Linked DNA regions of Homo sapiens: region 2 is linked to region 1. Evidence: chromatin loops called from intact Hi-C (ENCODE). Cell type or tissue: mucosa of descending colon. All regions are shown on one strand. Links, peaks and the distances in the headings refer to the core of each region. The heading gives the core; the rest is flanking DNA. Region 1 has its middle 16 kb from the start of MTUS2. Region 2 has its middle 26 kb from the start of POMP.

Evidence for each region. A loop is a pair of places that touch in the nucleus more often than their neighbours do. Peaks named below come from ENCODE experiments on the same cell type or tissue, not always from the same donor. Only the 100,000 strongest peaks of a DNase experiment are listed, where the experiment ranks them.
Region 2: a loop joins it to region 1, with 4 times the contacts of the local background. A loop is called at or near these places in 64 of 110 quality-filtered maps.

The regions. Positions count from the first base shown.
Region 1 is chr13:28,799,015-28,810,435 of GRCh38, forward strand. No RefSeq gene overlaps it. Among named protein-coding and RNA genes, the nearest start is that of MTUS2, 16 kb to the right of the region's middle. In mucosa of descending colon, for the core only: no CTCF peak of the experiment used is centred there; no DNase peak of the experiment used is centred there.
Region 2 is chr13:28,679,341-28,690,761 of GRCh38, forward strand. No RefSeq gene overlaps it. Among named protein-coding and RNA genes, the nearest start is that of POMP, 26 kb to the left of the region's middle. In mucosa of descending colon, for the core only: no CTCF peak of the experiment used is centred there; a DNase peak (open chromatin) is centred at 5,111.

The DNA.
Region 1 (11,421 bases), core at 3,773-7,772:
TGTCAACAACAGTTGAAGTGGATTATATATTGATCTTGGTCTAACTGTTCTGGAGAACAGAAGCTAAGCAAATAGGCCACCCACTTTAACATCAACCAGTGTAACCATCCAATGAGTTGATCAATCAGCCAATATTTATTGAGCATCTCCTATGTGATAAGGACCAAGATAGGTATTAGACAACTGGAAATAAATAAGGCATGAGGTCAGCCAAAGGGGACGAACAAACATGTAAACAAAAGTACATTGCAATGCAAGTTCTACACACACACAGCTACGGGACTACAGAAGGAAGAGCAACAGATTCCACCTGGGAGAATGGGGGAAGGCTCCCCTGACGGACACTCACCCATGCCAGCATACCTTCAATATGGAGAAGCCATTTGCATGACATGTTTCTAGTTCTTTTAACAACAAAGTGTATATTCTTCCATTCCAGATTGTACAGGCAAGAGATTTCATAAGATAATCTAGAAACTGGAAATAGTAAATTTTTTTGAAAGCAGCTTCATTATTTTGGCTAATAAGTAACAGAGATGTGAATTACTATGAGGTTCTAGTAAATTTAGATTCTCTAGAGAAATTGGGCAGCAAATGAAAGCTTAATTTCAACTTGGTTAAACACAATGTAATTGGAATAGTTGCACTTTGGGAGGCTGAGGCGGGCAGATCACGAGGTCAGGAGATTGAGACCATCCTGGCTAACATGGTGAAACCCCGTCTCTACTAAAAATATAAAAAAATTAGCCCGGCGTGGTGGCAGGCACCTGTAGTCCCAGCTACTCGGGAGGCTGAGGCAGGAGAATGGCGTGAACCCGGGCGGCAGAGATTGCAGTGAGCCAAGACTGAGCCACTGCACTCCAGCCTGGGCGACAGAGCGAGACTCCATCACCAAAAAAAAAAAAAAAAAAAAAAAAAAAAAAAAAAAAAAAAAAAAAAAAAGAATTGGCATGCTAATTTAATTAAAAACTTAAGCCAGGTGCAGCGGCTCATGCCTGTAATCCCAACACTTTGGGAAGCTGAGGCAGGAGGATCACTTGACCCCAGGAGTTCAAGACCAGCCTGGGCAACAAAGTGAGACACTGTCTCTACAAAATAATAATAATAATAATAATAAATTAGCTGGGCATGAAGTCTGCTGGTTACACTGGAGGCTGAAGTGGGAGGATCACTTGAGCTCAGGAGTTCAAGGCTACAGTGAGCTGTGATTATTCCACTGCACTCCAGCCTGGGTAACAGAGCAAGACCTTGTCTAAAGAAAAAAAAAAGAAAAAAGAAAAAAATGAAAACAAACATGTCAGTTAAAACGGCAACTACTTGTATAATCTTAATGAGTTTTCAATTTAAACATTTTCCAATTAGAAATAGGATTAATTTTAGGGCTTTCATATGTATTATATTTTGAAGACTTCTTTAAAAATGACATAGGCTGGGCACGGTGGCTCATGCCTGTAATCCCAGCACTTTGGGAGGCAGAGGCAAGTGGATCACGAGGTTAGGAGTTCAAGACCAGCCTGACCAACATGGTGAAGCTGTGTCTCTACTAAAAATACAAAAATTAGCCGGGCATGGTGGCATGCACCTGTAATCCCAGCTACTCAGGAGGCTGAGGCAGGAGAATCGCTTGAACCTGGGAGGCAGAGGTTGCAGTGAGCCAAGATCGCACCACTGGACTCCAGCCTGGGTGACAGAGTGAGACTCCGTCTCAAAAAAAAAAAAAAAAAATGACATAAAGAAAATTAAAGTCAAGCCACACTCAGGAGAACATATTTTAATACATATCACCAACAAAGGATTAGTATAGTGCATACGCAATGATCTATAAATCTGTAATATATGACCACACAATTGAAAAATAGGCAAAAGAAATGAACTGGTATTTCACAAAACAGAAAATATGTATGGCATATAACCATAAGAAGAGATGCTGTGTCTCACTAGTAATCAAGGAAATACCAAGTAGAACCACAGTTAGATATTTTATACCCACTAGATTGCCAAAATTTAACAACTCTTACCATATAAAGTTTTGAAGAGGATGAGAACAAATGGGAAATCTATATTGCTGGAGAGACGGGACATTGTGCAGCCACATTAGAAAAATGTTTGGCATTATTTTGAATACTTTTTTGATACACGAAGCGACTTTTATGAGATGTTCATATGGATTCATATTAACCAAAACTAGAAACAACCCATCAGGGAAATGATGGATTATTGTATAGCAGAGAAAATGAGTTGACATCAATTGTGTGCTACAACATAGATGACTCTTAGAAACATTATACTGAGTAAAAATTGCAAGTTGCAGAACCTTATTAAGGATGATACAGTTTTTATAAAGCTAAAAAGAAACATCACAAGATATTATTCAGTTATCCATACATATGTGATAAAATTATTTTAAAAGACAGAAAGAATCGACCTAAAATTCAGGATGAAGGTTATGTTGGGGGGTGGCATGAGGAGGAGGAGGCGAAGGGAATGGGATAGAGGAGGAGCCCATTAAGGGATGCAGGCCTTGGCTTGGGTCATGAGTTCATGTGTTATTTTGTTTTATAACCTACATATATGTTACATAAATTTCTCTGTATTTTTCAATGTTATATTAATATGATGAATGATAAAAGAAATTTGATATGATTTTTATTGACCAGATTTGCAAGACTTTTAAACGGAGATTAAAATAAAGGTGAAACAATAGGCTTTCTTGTACATTGATGTTAGGAGTACAAATTGGTGCAGTCTTTTTAGTTGAATCTCTCTCTTTACACACAACACACACACAGGTGTGTATGTGTATATGTGCATAATATGCACATACATATATGTATGTATATACAATCTATTATATATAGCCATAAGTATGTTAACTTCTGTATCCCAATAATTCAATTGTGAGGAAATAAAGGCTTTAAAAAACCTGTAGTTAAAAAAAGATACAATTAGTGAGTTCTTTTTCACGTCAGGGAATTGTCACTTTCCTTCCCTCTGCCTGGAAGACAGTGCTGGAGACTCACAGCCAAAGTACATACTCAACCCTTCCAAGTTTTTATCGTAGGATCTTATTTATTTTTTCCATGGTCCTTGCACAATCTGAAATTGCCTAGGATGTGAATTTCCTAAGTACAGAGACTATGTGTGATGTGTTTACTGCTGTCACACTGTGCTGGCACAAAGTAGATGATCAGTGAACACCTGTTGAGAAATGAATGCCTAGGAAAAAAAAAGAAAAGGACTTTCTTGGGCCAAACTGGCCAAAATATGGAAGGCTCAAAGGAATATAAGTAATGTGTGTACCAGCATTCTGCAATTTTACAATCATATTCAGATTTTGGGGGTTAATATTTACTACTTGGCAGAGAAATGCCTTTTTGAGATCATAGGTAAAATGCTAGGGGATTGTCATTCTGCTAAGAAAGCCTCTTGCAAGGTCTTCTGTGATGAGGACTTTAGATCTTTAACATAAATAACAGGTAGGGAAACATCAGAAAAACTAGTTTGAATAGATCAGGTTTCCTGAAAAGGATTCTTTGTGTGCTCTACGGCAAATTCTGTGGTAAAATCCATGTGTACACTTTCCAATAGGCTTTGCCATAATAACTAAAGTTTAATCCACTATTAAGTATATAAAAAAAGCAAAGGGAAGCAAATAACATGTTTTTTAAAATACGGAATTTTAGTTATAGCCCTAAATTAATGTCATATTCCCAAGGGACTTATAATGCATTTGAAATTTAAATAGCACAAAGAGGGTTGCAGGCATTTTATTTTACTAATGTTTTCGCCACAGCAAACATAATTGCCTGGGGGAATTTACCACAGGTCTAGGGACAGAATTTATGATTTTGTTTCATTTCCCATAATTTTTGCCACTAGAAAACAAAAAGCAGAGCAATCTCAAATCTCAGTAAAAACAGACTTTCAAGGCAAACTTACAAAAGGAGTGTGCATTATTGAGACAAAAACAGCCAACGCAGTTTATGCCTTTTTTTTCTTTAGGGTGTTAGCTATAGTACTCCAAATTGTAACCAAATTTTAGAAGAACAAAAAGAAGTCCTTCAGCTCTTGAATATTAAAGCCAAAAGTAAATCATAGGCCATTTTCAAGAACGGTAACCAACTATGTAATCTACATTGGAGGAGGCGGTGTTGATGGTATTTAGTAACTGCAGGCAATGTGTCATGAACCCTGCTAAGGGAGGAAAGACAGTTAAGGCTGGCTCTAAGCAACACGGCCAGAAGCTAGAGTGGTCTGCCTTTGGGCCTTTGGTTGTTCTGTTCCATTTTCCCTGCTCAGGATGAAAGGATTACCATTCTCCCTGGAACCAGGTTGGTGGTGGCAAAGCAGCAGCGGAAGGATGAGGAGAAGCTGGGCGGTCCTGAGCCTCTGTATGTGGAGCAGGACTTATGGGGCACACGTACCCAGGAGCTGGGCAGTGTGTTTGAAATGGGGAGGTATGGCTCCCCATCACTGGATGGAGATGCCTGCACACACACCCCCAGCCTTACGCAGATCCAGGACAAAACGCCTAGGAAGACAAAGATCCCATTGATCCTTGATGCCGTGGGTGCTCTTGTGAAAATCGCCCCTTTGCCTTCTATATTATTTCAATCCCTGGTTACGTTTCTAAAAATTATGGTAAAATACACATAAAATTTACCACCGTAACAATTTTTAAACAGTGTTAAGTACATTTACATTGTTGTGCAACAATCACCACCATCCACCTCCAGAACTCTTTCCATTTTGTGAAACTAAAACTTTGTACCCATTAAACATCAACTCCACATTCCCCCTGCCCCCAGCCCCTGGCAACCACCATCCGACTTCTTGTCTCCATCAACTTGACTAGTCTAGGTACCTTGTATGAGTGGAATTGTACAGTATTTGTCTTTTTGTGACTGGCTTATTTCATTTAGCATAATGTCCTCATGGTTCATCCATGTTGTGGCATGTATCAGGATTTTTTTTTTTTTGGCTGAATAATATTCCATTGTAGGGATAGATCATATTTGGTTTATCCATTCACCCATCAGCAGACACTTCGTTGCTTTTCCCTTTTGGCTGGTGTAAATAATGCTACTATTAACATGGGTGTGCGTATATCTGTTTGAGTCCCTGCTTTCCATTCTTTTGGGAATATACCCAGAAGAAAAATTGCTGGAGCATATGGTAGTTCTGTCTTTAGTTTTCTGGGGAGCCTCCACACTGTTTTCTTCAGTGGCTGTACCATCTCATATTCACATCACAGTGCACAAGGGTTCCATTTACCTTGCTTCTGGTCACATTTTATGTGACTGGAACACGTCTGCTTCATTGTAAAGAATACTATCACATCTGGTTACTTTTTTCTCTCTCCTCGAAAGCATCCATCTCATGTCAATTTTTTTCTTATCAACAGCCCAAGTCTCAGTGTGGGTTTTGTTCTGGGAGTGCAGAGGACAGCCAGGTCACCAAGAATATGCCTTAATGTTTATAATTATCATAAATTATATATGTATGGCATTTTTCAGTTTATAAAACACACTTGCATTTATTACATCTTTGATTCCTGTCCTACAAGGGAGGTGACACAGTTTTTCTTATTCCCCTTCCTTTTTGATGGAGAAACTGTGCCTCACAGAAGCTAAGTAACCTGCTCAGGTTATATAGCCAATGTAAGACCAGAAAAAATATCTTCTGGCTTTGACATATTTGGTGCTTTTCCCATCCCACTGTGAGACTTCTCAAGCCAACTCCATAGACACATGCACAGAGACTAGTGTGGTTATTCTCCTTCCAGATTTAGAGAGACTGCATATTCTAGGAAAAAAAAAACTCCTGACTTAAATACTTTAAAATACTATAAAATATCCAATGAATAGCTGTGATGGATGCTGCTTGTGAGATCTCTGCAAATTCCCTTGGTCCCACTGTTTGTTCCAGCTGCTGTTGCAGCAACCGATTTCAAGAGGCTTAGACCAGCCTCATGCCAGTGTAACCAGGCAGTACCCTCACCTTGATTATGCCCTGTGGATCTCTCGCTTTCCTCCCTGAAGAATCTCTGGCATCATGGCATGGGGTACCTGTAGACACTTCTCATCTCTCACACATGCACACTCTAGCTGAGTGGGTGAGTTAAAACTCCTGCACCGCCCTTGACCAATAGAAAATGGAAGCCAGTGGCTAAAAGAGTGTCCCCTTTCATCTCCCAGGAGGATATTTCTGAGACGCATTTTTTAATCTTCCCCAATTTAAATCTTCTAATTTAAAAGTAAACTTTACTGTGGAAAATGCAAACTTGAGGAGGGCAGAAAGATCACACACAAGGCTGCCACTTCACACCTGGAGGGTTGCACAGCGGCTGGGCAGAGGCGCTCCTCACTTCCCAGGCGGTGTGGCCACCAGAGGGCGCTCCTTATGTTTCAGACGGTGCCGCCACCAGGCAGAGGTGCTCTGAGATGCGTTTTATAACATGTTCTTTCAAAGGACCTGGAAAGATCCGATGCCATTCACCTTCTGAGTGGCCAACTCAATAAAGCATCCAATATTTTACATGACCTCCTTCCATGTTCTACAACTGCCTTCTATATAGCTGCTTTTTGGGATCATTTACCCAGTAATCTACTTGAACATGAACTTCCTCTTACACCCCCTCGTTCTCTGCTTTTAGGGCAACCTGTGCTAAGACAGTTCTAGAAGTAGCTCTGGAAAACAGCCCCTCAGGATGGGATTTTGGCTGGATCACTTTCCAGTCAGACAGCAATAAGGACTCCATTGCTAGCATACATTGAGAGTGATAATCCTGGTACGCAGTGGCACCAAAATTAATAAGATTCTCTTGGCCGGGCGCAGTGGCTCACGCCTGTAATCCCAGCACTTTGGGAGGCCGAGGCGGGTGGATCATGAGGTCAGGAGATCGAGACCATCCTGGCTAACAAGGTGAAACCCCGTCTCTACTAAAAATACAAAAAATTAGCCGGGAGCGGTGGTGGGCACCTGTAGTCCCAGCTACTCGGGAGGCTGAGGCAGGAGAATGGCGTGAACCCGGGAAGCGGAGCTTGCAGTGAGCCGAGATTGCGCCACTGCAGTCCGCAGTCCGGCCTGGGCGACAGAGCGAGACTCCGTCTCAAAAAAAAAAAAAAAAAAAAAAAAAAGATTCTCTCATCTGATGGATTAGACTGAGGCAAAAATGGAAATGAAAGCATTGAGATTTGAAGTATGTTTAAAATGTAACAGTTTGGGGAAAATAATTATAAGGATTGTGGCAGAGCTTCCCAGGAGACTGATGGCACAGCCTCAACTGGTCTCCCGTGTCAGAATCAGGGCTCTGATACAAGACAAGAAGGTCCTGAGGTCTTGGATAGGGATGTTAGGGCTGACAAGCCTGAGTATTTTGAATCCCTAGATTTCCTTGAACATCTGGGCTGGTAGAAGCAGGTCATTCCCTCTTGCTAGAGGAGAGAAAACTCCACTTGCTTGATTTCCTGTGTAAATATCACCTAAGGCTTATGCCCCATGACGTGGTGTTGTGCTCTTCAAGATCTGCCCACGTGGTCCCGCCATTGCCTCCATGCTGGTACCCAATGTTGGCTTTCAGCTCGGCCTGAGCAGAAAAATACAGACCCTCCTCCAGGAATAAGAAGCTTATACATACACTCACAAACCTGCATGCCCACACACGTATATACATATATTTTGTGGCAAAACCTTCTCAGGTATGTGTGCTAACCTATTGGCTAATGTGGTGCTGTGTGGTCAATAGCTAAAATATATTGGTCCAAGAACCACAGAACAGAAGAAGGAGTAGGTCCTCTCATCAATACTCCCAGTGACCCACTCATAATGTGTGCTTCCTCTGAAACCTTGGACTTTGCTGGATTAGAGGCTCTGATCACTGCAATAGTTCCAAAGAACTTGAAGGTACAACTACCATCTGGTCACTTTGAGCTTCCCATGCCAATAGACCAGCAGGCAAAGAAAGTAGTTATTATTCTGGCAGGAGATGTTGATCCTGGTTATCGTGAGGAGCTACAATTGTTGCTGCGCAAGGTGGGCAGGAGTATGCCAGAATGCAGGGGAGTGCTTCCATGACCAGCAACAGCAATGAATGGGCAATTGAAGAGGTCATGGCTAAACAGAGACAAGGCCACTAAGGGGCCAAGCCCCACCTGACAAGTAAACTAGCCTGGCCAAAGTCTTGGCAGAGGTAAAGAAAATCTGGAATGGAAAATAGAGGAGGAAAATGTTCATTATCAGTTACCTTCTAGGCACCAGGCACAACAGAAGAGGCTGTAGCTTGGTCCTCTAACCCACTGGTATTAAGGCTTTTTAGAGATTACTGCTGGCTGCCACTGAGAATGGAACTATTTTACGAATTGAGTTTAGTAGGAAGCACAAGAGATATGAGCGACGCAAGGAGATGTATCTGTGATGCATTTTATAAGAGCCCAGCAAGATCAAGCATAAGTCATCTGGAGCAGTGGCTAACTTGATAATGAATTTTAATATTGTTTTTCCCCCCTTCACTCATGTCTTTTTGCTGTTCCCTGGGATCATTTCCCAAATAAATTACCTGCACATAAGATTTTGTCTCATGGTCTGCATTTAGGAGAACTCAGGCCATAATGACACATTTAAATGCATAGCTAAATTCACAAGAAAGTAAGCCAGGCACTAAAAGAAAAAGAGAAAGATGAGGCCAGAGTGGTAAGTAAGTGGGTACAGTACTCAATAAATAGATGACCTATAAACTAGGGTTTTGATGTTTTGTGGGTAGAAGATTAGATCTTTGGTTTCTACAACCGGAGATGTCGGAGCTAAAATCTCTGCATAAAGCCTTTAAGGGCTGCATCATCAGTAAAAGTGTGGATTATAAAAAGACCAACCCATCAGTAAAATGAGTCCAGGAAAAAAAAAAGATCTCTAAATAAACAATTGCAAATATATTAGGAAATATCCCACAGTGTGAGAGTCAGCAGAAAAAGTGTTACAAATTGATATGGTGTAGATCTGTGTCCCATCAAATCTCACGTTGAATCCCCAATGTTGGAAGTGGGGCTGGGTGGGAGGTGATTGGATCATGGGGGTGGATCCTTCATGAATGGTTTAGCACCATTCCTTTGGTGCTGCTCTCATGATAGTGAGTGAGTTCTCACAAGATCTGGTTATTTAAAACTGTGTAGCACGTCCCCGCTCTCTTTCTTGCTATTGCTCTGGCCATGTGAGATGCTTTTCTCCCCCTTTGCCTTCTGCCCTGCTTCTTGAAGCTTCCCCAGAAGCAGAAGCTGCTATGGTTCCTGTACAGCCTGCAGAACCATGAGCCAATGAAACCTCTTTTCTCATAAATTACCCAGTCTCAGGTATTCCTTTATAGTAATGCAAGAATGGACTAACACAGAAAATTGGAACCAAGGAGTAGGGCATTACTATAAAGACACTGGAACATGTGGAAGTGACTTTGGAATTGGGTAACAGGCAGAGGTTGGAAGAGTTTGGAGGGCTCAGAAGAAAACAGGAAGATGAGGGAAGGTTTGGAACTTCCTAGAGACTGGCTAAATGGCAGTGATCAAAATGCTGATAGAAATATGGACAGAGAAGGCCAGGATGAGGAGGTGTCACATAAAAACGAGGAACTTATTGGGAACCAGAGCAAAGGTCAGTTTTGTTGTCTTAGCTGTGAACTTGGCTGCATTGTGCCCCTGCCATAGGGATCTGTAAAACCTCGACCTGGAGAGTGATGATTTAGCCTTCTGGTGGAAGAAATTTCTAAGCAGTAAAGTATTCAATATTTGTCCTGGCTGCTTCTAACAGCCTATGCTCATATGCATGAGCAAATAAATGATCTAAGGTTGGAACTTATATTTAAAGGGGAAGCAGAGCATAAAAGTTTGGAAAGTTTGCAGACTGACCATATAGAGAAAAGAAAAGCCCATTTTCAGGGGATGAATCCAAGCAGTCTGTGGAGCAAGCATTTGCTAGAGAAATTTGCGAGACTAAAAAGGCAAGTGCCAATAGCCAAGACAAAGGGGAAAAGGCCTCAAAGAGGACTTTTGAGACCTCACATTTCAGAGACCTTGTGGCAGCCTCTCCCATCACAGGCCCAAAGGCCTGGGACAAGAGAATGGTTTAGTGTGCCAGGCCCAGGGACGTGCTACCCTGTGCAGCCTGCTACTGTGTGCAGTCTCAGGACACTGCTCCCCATATCCCAGGCACTCTAGCTCTAACTCCAGTTGTGGCTCAGAGGGGCCCAAGTGAAGCTTGGGCCATTGCTTCAGAGGGTGCAAGCCATGAGCCTTGGTGACTTCCATGTGGTGTTAAGTCTGTGGGTGCACGGAATGCAAGAGTGGAAGTTTGGAGCTTCTGCCTAGATTTAAGAGAATGTATGGAAAAGCGTGGATGTCCAGAGAGAAGCCTAATGCAGGGGTGGAGCCCTCATGGAGAACCTCTATTAGGGCAGTGGGAAGGGGAAATGTGGGGTAGGAGCCCCACAGAGAGTCCCCACTGGGACATTGCCTAGTGGAGCTGTGAGAAGAGGACCACCATCCACTAGACCCTAGAATAGTTGATCCATCAAGTGCTTCCACCCCGCACCTGGAAAAGCCACAGGTGCTCAACGCCAGCCCATGAGAGCAGCCATGGGGGTTGAACCCTGCAAAGACACAAGGGCAGAGCTGCCCAAGGCCCTGGGAGCCCACCTCTCATACCAGTGTGCACTGGGTGTGAAACATGGAGTCAAGGAGATTATTTTGGAGCTTTAAGATTTAGTGACTGTCCTGCTGGGTTTCAGATTTGCATGGGGCCTATAGCCCCTTTCTTTTGTCAGAGTTCTCCTTTTTGGAATGGGAATATTTACTCAACCCTTGTACCCTTATTGCATCTTGGAAGTAACTAATTTGTTTTTGACTTCACAGGCTCATAGGTGGAAGGGACTTGTCTTGTCTCAAATGAGACGTTGGACTTTTGAGTTAATGCTGGAATGAGTTAAGACTTTGAAGGACAGTTGAGAAGGGATGATTGTATTTTGCAATGTGAGAAAGACATGAGATTTGGGGAGACTGGCTTTGGATCTGTGTCCCCATCCAAATCTCAAGTGAAATTGTAATCCCCAGTGTTGGAGGTGGGGCCTGGTGGGAGGTGGTTGGATCATGGGGGTGGATTTTTCCATGTATGGCTCAGCACCATCCTCTTGGTGTTGTTCTCATGATAGTGGGTGAGTTCTCACAAGATCTGGTTGTTTAAAAGCATGTAGCACCTCCCCCCATACCTCTCTTTCTTCTGCTCCTACCATGTGAGATGCCTGCTCCCCTTTGCTTTCCACCATGATTGGAAGCTTCCTGAGGCCTCCCCAGAAGCAGAAGCCACCGCATTTCCTATACAGCCTGCAGAACTATGAGCCAGTTAAACCTCTTTTCTCATAAAATACCCAGTCTCTGGTAT
Region 2 (11,421 bases), core at 2,732-6,731, 120 kb before region 1:
TCATGGTTCATTGCAGCTGAGACTTCCCAGGCTCAAGCAATCCTCCCACCTCAGCCTCCCAAGTAGCTGGGAGTACAGGGGTGCATCTCCACACCTGGCTAATTTTTTATTTTTTTATAGAAATGGAGTTTCGCTATATATTGCCCAGACTGGTCTTGAACTCCTGGCCTCTAGTAATCCTCCTGCCTTGGCCTCCCCAAAGTGCTGGGATTACAGGCATGAGCCACTGCACCTGGCCCGTTACACATTTTTAAAATAGATATCTTGCTCTTACCTATTGAGATTAAGTTTAGAATCGTCTTTGCTAATACAGTGTTCTCCAGCCCACTTTACACTTAAATAATAAGAAAATGTAGAAATAATAAAGATTCACTAATTGCTTCTACATATATTCTCCTTAATTAAGGAAGTTGGAGATTTCTTCTGTACCTTAAACCTAGGAATAATAGATAACCCTTCCTGACCAGTAGAGGGTACTGTGTTTAAGAGTGTAGTTTAAATGGAAAATGTGAGGCTTTAATATAGAACTTGGTAATCACAAATAACACTTTCTGATGGTCTTTTTGCCTCCTCTCTCCTCTTTTAACCTTTGTGTTACCAGTGGCCCTCACCCCTGGATGCTTATAGGAATCAGCTGGGAATCTTGAAGAAATTTTAGTGTCAGTATTTTAATCTCATAAATTCCAGTAGGACTAGTCTGAAATGGATCCCAGGAAGTATATTTTTTGAAAGCTCTCCACGTTGAGAACCTTTTATATGCTTTATTCCCTTTCTTTGCTTGCTCTGCCTTTGTGTTAGTGACAATTGCCAATTGCAATTCCCAGGTTGTGACCTGTGCTTCTGACCGACTGGTTGCAAATTGGGGTTCCCACTTTCCCTCTCCTTGGGTTTCATAATTTGCTAGGGCAGCTCATAGAACTCAGGGGAACACTTTACTTACATTTATCTATTTATTATAAAAGATATTGCAAGGGCTACAGATGAACAGCCAGATGGAGGTGATGCATAGGGCAAGGTAAGGGGGAAGGTGCTAGGAGCTTCTATGCCCTCTCCTGGCACACCACCCTCCGGACACCTCCACGTGTTTACCAACCTGAAAGTTCAGGGGTTTTGATAGAAGCCTCATCTTGTAGGTATGATCAATTATGAACTTACTCTCCAATCCCTCTCCCCTTCCTAGACGATGAGGTTGGTTGAATGGGGCTGTAGATTCCAAGCTTCTAGTCATGATATCACAGTCCTTGATTAAAATTTATTAATACTAAAAAGCATACCTAATGGCACAATCTAATTTTATATTAAGCCTTTTAATATATATGAGAACAAAGGAGTTGGTGGCTATTACCATCTGGAAGTGTTGGGGATTTGGTGTATAATTGAACACGCACACCACGGGATGGCTCTTGCACTAAACACAACTTTTCACTCTACAGAATGTAAATAACAGGCTTATTACTTTTTCTTAATTTTGCCCTTTACCATGGGTGTTATCCCTTTTTCTGGAGGACAGGGAATACATCTCAGTGCTCTTCTACATTGTGTTATTCCTTTGTTTATTTTATTTTTTAGAGATGAGGTCTTGCTATGTTTCCCAGGCTGGAGTGCAGTGGGTATTCACAGGCATGATTATAGCTCACCAAAGCCTCGAACTCCTGGGCTCAAGTGATCCTCCTGCCTTACCTTCCTGAGTGGCTGGGACTACAGGTGTACGCCACCATGCCCCCAGCTTGTTATTTCTTTGAATGCAGACATTCAAGAATGAGAAAAACGATCTGAACAAGTGCTTTTGAAAAATGGAAGAACTATGTGAAATATAATTCTTTCATTGGATTCTACAGTTGGATAAATGTGTTTATTCAAACACATGAAATATAAGTTAAATATAAGTTAAAATCAACTCATCTCTTCAGAAGTGTGGCCAGAGTCAAATTTAACCAAATTTTGACCTGCTGTTTCAATAAAACAAAAAATGCTGTGACACTTTGTTGGACTTACTTTCCTCATGACTTCAAAATTGAAATTCAATTTCCTTCATATACAAGAAATGCTTCATTAAGAACCTATACTTAATATGTTATAGATCTTTAAATATTCCTAAAGAATGAGAATATACTACTAGTTTTTGTTTTTGTTTGTTGTTTTTTGAGACAGAGTTTCACTCTGTCGCCCAAGCTGGAGTGCAGTGGCACAATCTTGGCTCACTGCAACCTCCACCTCCCAGGTTCAAGCGATTCTCCTGCCTCAGCCTCCCAAGTGGCTGTCTTTGTTTGTTTGTTTTGTTTTTTCAGGTTGAAAAAGTGTAATGGACTTTAAAACTTTTTTTTTTTTTGAGACAGAGTCTCGCTCTGTCGCCCAGGCTGGAGTGCAGTGGCGTGATCTCGGCTCACTCAACCTCCGCCTCCCGGGTTCAAGCGATTCTCCTGCCTCAGCCTCCTGAGCAGCTGGGATTACAGGCACCTGCCACCACGCCTGGCTAATTTTTGTATTTTTAGTAGAGACGGGGTTTCACCATGTTGGTTAGGCTGGTCTCTAACTCCTAACCTCATGATCCGCCCGCCTCTGCCTTCCAAAGTGCTGGGATTACAGGTGTGAGCCACAGTGCCCAGCCGACTTTAAAAACTTTAAAGATGAAAAATTAAGTTTTGAAAGTTTAGGATTTGCTTCCAGATTTGGAAGTTACTTCTGGAGCCAGTAGACCTGTTTTGTCAGCTGTACTTTGCTTTTTGCTGCTTTTCAATGTCTTGGCTTAATGGAGACAGGAAAAAGTTATATTGTTCAGCACTGTGACAAAATAGAGGTCACGGAGGATATGGCTTTGGGTCAGTGGAGGATCAGGTAGAATTCTGCTTTGACTTTTGCCACACTTTTGGAGAGATGAATTGATTTTAACTCAATACTTTTGTATTTTTAAAATTTCAAAATTAGAGAAAATCTAGAAGAATAATAACAAAAGCACCCATATAACCTTCATGTCTCTAACATATTGTCTTATTTCCTCGTGAGTAAATTCAGGAGAAACATTTTTGGCAGGACATCCACAGCGGTGGCGATGTCTGCTTCTTACTGCAGCTCATCAGGGGTCATACAATATCAGGGTGTCCCGCTTGCTGGTGATGCCAAGTTTGATCACCTGGTTAATGGGTGATGGCTATCAGAGATCTTTACTGTAAAAGTACAGTTTTCTTTTTGTAATCAATAAGTAGTCTGTGAAGCAATAATTTGAGACCTTGTGTATATCCTGTTCCCCAAGAACTTTTCACTGAGGTTTTAGTATCCATGGAAAATCTTTGCCCAAATCATTTATAACATGGTCATGGGGGTCAAAAGAGGGCTACAAAATCGTGGCATTCTTTTTCTACTTGTTTTGGCTGACAAGTTGTAAAGCAGAGTTTCCCCACATCTCTCTTCCTCTCCTCAAGTGTCCTTATGCACTCATGGATTCTTCTTAAATGCTTTAGAGTCTATTTCTACACAGTACCCTTTTGATGGCCTAAACCTAACCATTTTATTGAGCAGGACTTCAATTTGAAAATGACTGATGTCAAAATGTTAAATTTAATTTTAGCATTTTTCATTGTTATTTCAGAGTATCAAATATAATTTGAGATATTTTTGTTATCATAATCATAGATATTACGGCCAAAGAAATACCATGTTGGCCATAAGGGGAACAACTGCTGACCCTAACACTACCAATGTTCTGCCCATCACAGCATGAGCAAGTCGAGAGTGAGATCGGGAGTGGTGGTTCTTGCTCCATTCTGTGTGGTAGCTTTGAAGTAGGCACTAGGGTATGAAAATTTAAGAGAGGCTGGGCACGGTGGCTCACGCCTGTAATCCCAGCACTTTGGGAGGTCGAGGCAGGCAGATCGGGAGTTCAAGACCAGCCTGACCAACATGGCGAAACTCTGTCTTTACTAAAAATACAAAATTAGCTGGGCATGGTGGCGCACTGTAATCCCAGCTACTTGTGAGGCCGAGGCTGGAGAATTGTTTGAACCTGGAGCAGGCTAAGAAAGAAACCAGGAAGCAAAACAGCAGAGGGAGGCAGAGGTTGCAGTGAGCCTAGATTGCGCCACTGCACTCCAGCCTGGGCAACAAGAGTGAAACTCCGTCTCAAAAAAATAAATAAATAAATAAATAAATAAATAAATAAAATTTAAGAGAAGATAAGATGGAGGAAACTGATAAGGCACAAGGAGTGGTGCACATTTGTTCTTCTTAAACTTTTTACTATGGAAGTTTTTAAATATCCAGAAGTAGAAAAATACAACATAATCCCATGTCCCCATCATCTGTCTTCAATAATAATCATGTTTCATCTATATTTTACACCCATTGTTCCCCTCAATATTGCCTTAAAAGAAATTCTAGACATCTCATGTGTAAATATTTCAGTTTATAACACTAGCATAACCATAAAACTATTAACAGTAATTCCTGACAAATACCCATCGTTCAAATTCCTAATGGTCCAATAAGTGTCATATATAAATTGTGCCAATTGTCCAAATATATGGGTTCCACCTCCATCTCATTTTTCTTTGTCTTGCTAGTTGTTGAAAAAACCAAGTTGGTTGCTCTATAGTTTCCCACAGTCTAGATTTCACTGTCTGCCTGTTTGTGATAGTCTAACATGTTGTTTTCTTTCCTTAGTATTGCCTATAAACTGCTAGTTGAATCTACAATCTTGATAAGGTTCAGGTTCATTATTTTTGAAATAGTCACTTCATAGGTGATGTGTTCTTCCATAAATCTGCCTGCAGATAGTAGCTACCCACTCCAGGTCTCCCGCCCCTGCAGGCTTGGGAGTGCCTGCTCCTGCTGCCTGGCCTCTTGCTGCTCCCGGCACCTGCTCCAATTTCTGAGCAAAGTTGAGGCTGAACCTGGGTACTGTCACAACTCGGCCGGGTGTGCATGCTCAGGGTGGCAATGACATCCCACCCCCCTGCCACCTAGGCCCCCTCCAGACTTTGGGTGCCGACAAACGTGAGAGGGAGGCCAAGGTGGTGCTGAGGGTGGCTTGGCATGGGCCTGCAGGTGGCCCTCCGCACAAACAGCCTGGGCACCATGGATGACATGACTTACAGCAGCAGGACGCAGACAGGCTCCTGGGCAGAAAGGGGCGTGTCTCCAGTGAAGCCACACCTTCAAGTCAGGGATGGCCTGAAGCGTGGGGGCTGGGCTGTCAGTTCTGTGAGGAGTCTGCAGCCTGGATGGAGTAAGAACTTAATGGTGCTTTTTCTGGGCCGGCCCATGGCTGCCCATGGACCAATCAGCACACACTTTCTCCCTTCTGAAGCCCAGAAAAGCACTGGGTTCAGCCAGACTTGCAGAGGTGTAGGGACTACCTGCCTGCGGATAGGAACTACCAACTCTATATCTCCTCTCTGCTGAGGGCTGCACAGACATCGGGATAACCTGCCTGCAGATAGTGGCTACCCACTCCAGGTCTCCTCTCCATTGAGAGCTGCACTCATCCAGATGACCTGCCCGTGGAAAGGAGCTACTCACTTCGTGTTTCCTGAGAGCTGTACTGTCACTCAGTAAAGCACCTCTTTGCCTTGCTCACCTGCCAGTTGTCCACGTACCTCATTCTTTCTGGACATGGAACAAGAACTTGGGACCTGACAAATGGCAGAACTGAAAGATCTATAACACAAACAGGGCTGAAACACACCCCCCAACCCACTGGCCATGTTGTGAGAAGGAGAAGGAGAGAAGAGCTGTGGCCCTCTGGGAAGCCCAGACCTAAGAGCTCCCCGAGCCAGGGCTGTGATACCCTCTTTGGAACCCTGTGGTTCCTGGCATCTCCAAGCTTCCAGATGCCACCACATTTCTTGGATCCTGCAGTGGAAGCTACTTGCGGTATGCCTGGTCCAGCCACAGCCTCGCACAGAGCCAGTGCCTGTGCGGGTGCCTGGAGCTGTCTGCCCCGCCACAGCAGCCAGTGTGCCTGCCTGTGCACAGTGGCCAGACCCCGTGCTCGCTCACTCACGCACCCCTTGCCACACTGTGCCTGGCTTGCCCTTGGCAGGAATGGGATCTGGGCTGGTGGCACAAGCCAAGCGCAGCCTGCCAGGCCGAGTGGGCAGAATGAGCCCAGTGGGCCCAAACAAAACTCCCGCAAAGGCGCCACAGCCACAGAGGCTTCCAGCTGGAAAAGCGACACCCTAAGGATCCTGTGACAGTATAATTTGAAGTCCGGTAACTTTATGCCTCCAGATTTGTTCTGTTTGCTTGATATTGTTTTGGCCATGTGGGCTCTTTTTTGGTTCCATATGAATTTTAGGATTGTTTTTTCTAGTTCTGTGAAAAATGATGATGGTATTTTGATGGGAATTGCATTGAATCTGTAGATTGCTTTGGGCGGTATGGTCATTTTCACAATACTGATTTTTCCCATCCATGAGCATGGGTCATATTTCCATTTGTTTGTGTCATCTGTGATTTCTTTCCGCAGTGTTTTGTGGTTTTCCTTGTAGAGCTCTTTCACCTCCTTGGTTAAGTAGAGTCCTAGGTTGTTTGTTTGTTTGTTTTTTGCAGCTTTTATAAAAGGGATTGAGTTCTTGATTTGATCCTCAGCATGGTCATTGTTGGTGTATATCAGTGCTACTGATTTGTGTATGTTGATTTTGTAACCTGAGACTTTACTGAATTCATTTATCAGACGTAGGAGCCTTTTGGATGAGTCTTTAGGGTTTTCTAGGTATACAGTCATATCATCAGTGAATAGCGACAGTTCGACTTCCTCTTTTCCAAATTGGATGCCCTTTATTTCTTCCTCTTGCCTAATTGCTCTGGCTAGAACTTCTAGAACTATGTTGAGGAGAAATGGTGAAAGTGGGCATCCTTGTCTTGTTCCAGTTCTCAGGAGGAATATTTTCAACTTTTCCCCAATCAGAATGATGTTGGCTAGTTGGCTATGGGTTTCCCATATATGGCTTTTATTACTTTGAGGTAAGTCCCTTCTATGCCTATTTTGTTAAGGGTTTTTATCCTAAAGCGATGCTGGATTTTATCAAATGCTTTTTCTGCATCTATTGAGATGATGATATGATTTTTATTTTTAATTCTGTTTATGTGATGTATCACATTTATTGACTTGTGTATGTTAAACCATCCCTGGAGTGAAACTCACTTGATTATGATGTATTATCTTTTGGATGTGCTGTTGGATTCAGTTAGCTAGTATTTGTTTGAGGATTTTTGCATCTATGTTCATCAGGGATATTGGTTTGTAGATTTCTTTTTTTTTAAATGTCCTTCCCTGCTATTGGTATTAGGGTGATATTGGTGTCATAGAATGATTTACGAAGGATTCCCTCTTTCTCATCATTTGGAATAGTTTCAGTAGGATTGGTACCAATTTGAATGTCTAGTAGAATTCAGCTATGAATCCATCTGGTCGTGTACTTTTTTCATTGGCAATTTTTAAATAAATGATTCCATTTTGCTGCTTGTTATTGGTATGTTCAGGGCTTCTGTTTCTTTCTGATTTGATCTAAGAGGGTTATATGTTTCCAGGAATTTATCCATTTCCTCTAGATTTTCTAGGTTGTGCACATAAAGGTGTTCATAGTAGCCTTGAATGATCATTTGTATTTCAGAGGTCAGTTGTAATATTTCCAGTTTCATTTCTAATTGAGCTTATTTGGACCTCTCTCTTCTTAATCTCACTAATGATCTATCGATTTTGTGTATCTTTTTAAAGAATCAGCTTTTTTGTTTCATTTATCTTTTGTATTTTTTTTGTTTCAATTTCATTTAGTTCCGCCCTGACCTTTGTTATTTCTTTTCTTCTGTTGGCTTTGGGTTTAGTTTGTTCTTGTTTCCCTAGTTCCTTGAGGTGTGACATTAGATTGTCGGTTTGTTCTCTTTCAGACTTTTTGATGTAGGTATTTAATGCTATGAGTTTTCCTCTTAGCACTGCTTTTGCTATATCCCAGAGGTTTTGATAACTTGTGTCACTATTATCATTTATTTCAAAGAATTTTTAAATTTTCAACTTGATTTCATTGTTAACCAAAAAATCATTCAAGAGCAGATTATTTAATTTCCATGTATCTATATAGTTTTGGAGTTGATTTCCAGTTTTATTCCACTCTGATCTGAGAAGATACTTGATACAATTTCAATTTTCTTAAATTTATTGAGACTTGTTTTGTGGCCTGTTATATGGTCTATCTTGGAGGATGTTCCGTGTGCCTATGAGAAGAATGTATACTCTATAGTTGTTGAGAATGTTCTGTAAATAGCTGTTAAGTCCATTTGTTCTAGGGTATAGTTTAAGTCTGTTGTTTCTTTGTTGGCTTTGTCTTGATGATCTCTCTAGTGCTTTCGGTGGAGTATTAAGTCCCCCACTATTATTGTGTTGCTGTCTGTCTCATCTCTTAGGTCTAGTAGGAATTGTTTTATAAATCTGGGAGTTCCAGTGTTAGGTAAATATAAATCCAGGATTGTAGTGTCTTCTTGTTGGACTGATTCTTTTATCATTACATAATGTCCTTATTTGTCTTTTTTTACTGTGGTTGCTTTAAAGTCTGTTTTGTCTTATATAAGAGTAGCTACTCCTGCTCACTTTTGATTGCCATTTGTGTGGAATATCTTTTTCCACACCTTTACCTTGAGTTTATGAGTCCTTATCTGTCAGGTGAGGCTCTAGAAGACATCAAATATTTGGTTGGTGTATTTTTTTAAATTAATTCTCTGATTTTGTATCTTTTTTTTCTAATTCTTTTTTTTGAATTATAAGACTTTAAGTTCTAGGGTACATGTGCACAATGTGCAGGTTTGTTACATAGGTATACATGTGCCATGTTGGTCATTTACATTAGGTATTTACATTTACATTAAGTATCAACTCGTCATTTACATTAGGTATTTCTCCTAATGCTATCCCTCCCCCAGCCCTCCCACCCCCCAGCAGGCCCCAGCATGTAATGTTCCCCTCCCTGTGTCCACGTGTTCTCATTGTTCAACTCTCACTTATGAGTGAGAACATGCAGTGTTTGGTTTTCTGTTCTTGTGTAACTTTGCTGAAAATGATGGTTTCCAGTTTCATCTATGTCCCTGCAAAGAACATGAACTCATCCTTTTTTATGGCTGCATAATATTCCATGGTGTATATGTGCCACATTTTCTTTATCCAGTCTATCACTGATGGGCATTTGGGTTGGTTCCAAGACTTTGCTATTGTGAACAGTGCTGCAGTAAACATACGTGTGCATGTGTCTTTATAGTAGAATGATTTATAATCCTTTGGGTATATACCAAGTAATGGGATTGCTAGGTCAAATGGTATTTCTAGTTCTAGATCCTTGAGGAATCACCACACTATCTTCCACAATGGTTGAACTAATTTACACTCCCAACAGTGTAAAATTGTTCCTATTACTCCACATCCTCCCCAGCACCTGTTGTTTCCTGACTTTTTAATGATCACCATTCTAACTGGCGTGAGATGCTATCTCATTGTGGTATTGATTTGCATTCTCTAATGACCAGTGATAATGAGCATTTTTTCATAAGTTTGCTGGCTGCATAAACATCTTCTTTTAAGAAGTGTCTGTTCATATCCGTTGCCCATTTTTTGATGAGGCTGTTTGTTTTTGTCTTATAAATTTGTTTAAATTCTTTGTAGATTCTGGATATTAGCCCTTTGTCAGATGGATAGATTGTAAAAATTTTCTCCCAATCTGTAGGTTGCCTGTTCACTCTGAAGATAGTTTCTTTTGCTGTGCAGAAGCTCTTTAGTTTAATTAGATCCCATTTGTCTATTTTGGCTTTTGTTGCCATTGCTTTTGGTGTTTAGTCATGAAGTCTTTGCCCATGCCTATGTCCTGAATGGTATTGCTTAGGTTTTCTTCTAGAGTTTTTATGGTTTTAGGTCTTACATTTAAGTCATTAATTCATCTTGAGTTAATTATTGTATAAGGTATAAGGAAGGGATCCAGTTTCAGCTTTCTGCATATGGCTACCCAGTTTTCCCAGCACCATTTATTAAATAGGGAGTCCTTTCCCCATTGCTTGTTTTTGTCAGGTTTGTCAAATATCAGATGGTTGTAGATGTGTGGTGTTATTTCTGTGGCATCTGTTCTGTTCCATTGGTCTATATATCTGTTTTGCTACCAGTACCATGCTGTTTTGGTTGCTGTAGCCTTGTAGTATAGTTTGAAGTCAGGTAGCATGATGCCTCCAGCTTTGTTCTTCTTGCTTAGGATTGTCTTGGCTATGTGGGCTCTTTTTTGGTTCCATTTGAAATTTCAAGTAGTTTTTTCCAGTTCTGTGAAGAAGGTCAGTGGTAGCTTGATGGGGATAGCATTGAATCTATAAATTACTTTGGGCACTATGGCCATTTTCACAATATTGATTCTTCCTATCCGTGAGCATGGAATGTTCTTCCATTTGTTTGTGTCCTCTTTTATTTCGTTGAGCAGTGGTTTGTAGTTCTCCTTGAAGAGATCCTTCACATCCCTTATAAGTTGGATTCCTAGGTATTTTATTTTCTTTGAAGCAGTTGTGAATGGGAGTTCACTCATGATTTGACTCTCTGTCTGTTATTGGTGTATAGGAATGCTTGTGATTTTTGCACATTGATTTTGTATCCCGAGACTTTGCTGAAGTTGCTTATCAGCTTAAGGAGATTCTGGGCTGAGACAATGGGGTTTTCTAAATATACAATCATGTCATCTGCAAACAGAGACAATTTGACTTCCTCTTTTCCTAATTGAATACCCTTTATTTCTTGCTCTTGCCTGATTGCCCTGGCCAGAATTTCCAATACTATGTTGAACAGGAGAGAGAGGGCCTCCTTGTCTTGTGCTGGTTTTCAAAGGGAATGCTTCCAGTTTTTGCCCATTCAGTATGATATTGACTGTGGGTTTGTCATAAATAGCTCTTATTATTTTGAGATACGTTCCATCAATACCTAGTTTATTGAGAGTTTTTAGTATGAAGAGGTGTTGAATTTTGTCGAAGGCCTTTTCTGCATCTATTGAGATAATCATGTGGTTTTGTTGTTGGTTCTGTTCATGTGATGGATTACATTTATTGATTGGTGTATGTTGAACCAGCGTTGCATCCCAGGGATGAAGCCGACTTGATTGTGGTGAATAAGCTTTTTGATGTGCTGCTGGATTTGGTTTGCCAGTATTTTACTGAGGATTTTTGCATTGATGTTTATCAGGGATATTAGCCTAAAATTTTCTTTTTTTGGTGTGTCTCTGCCAGGTTTTGGTATCAGAATGATGCTGGCCTCATAAAATGAGTTAGGGAGGATTCTCTCTTTTTCTATTGATTGGAATAGTTTCAGAAGGAATGATACCAGCTCCTCTTTGTCACTTTGGTAGAGTTCAGCTGTGAATCCATCTGGTCCTGGATTTTTTTTGGTTGGTAAGCTATTAATTATTGCCTCAATTT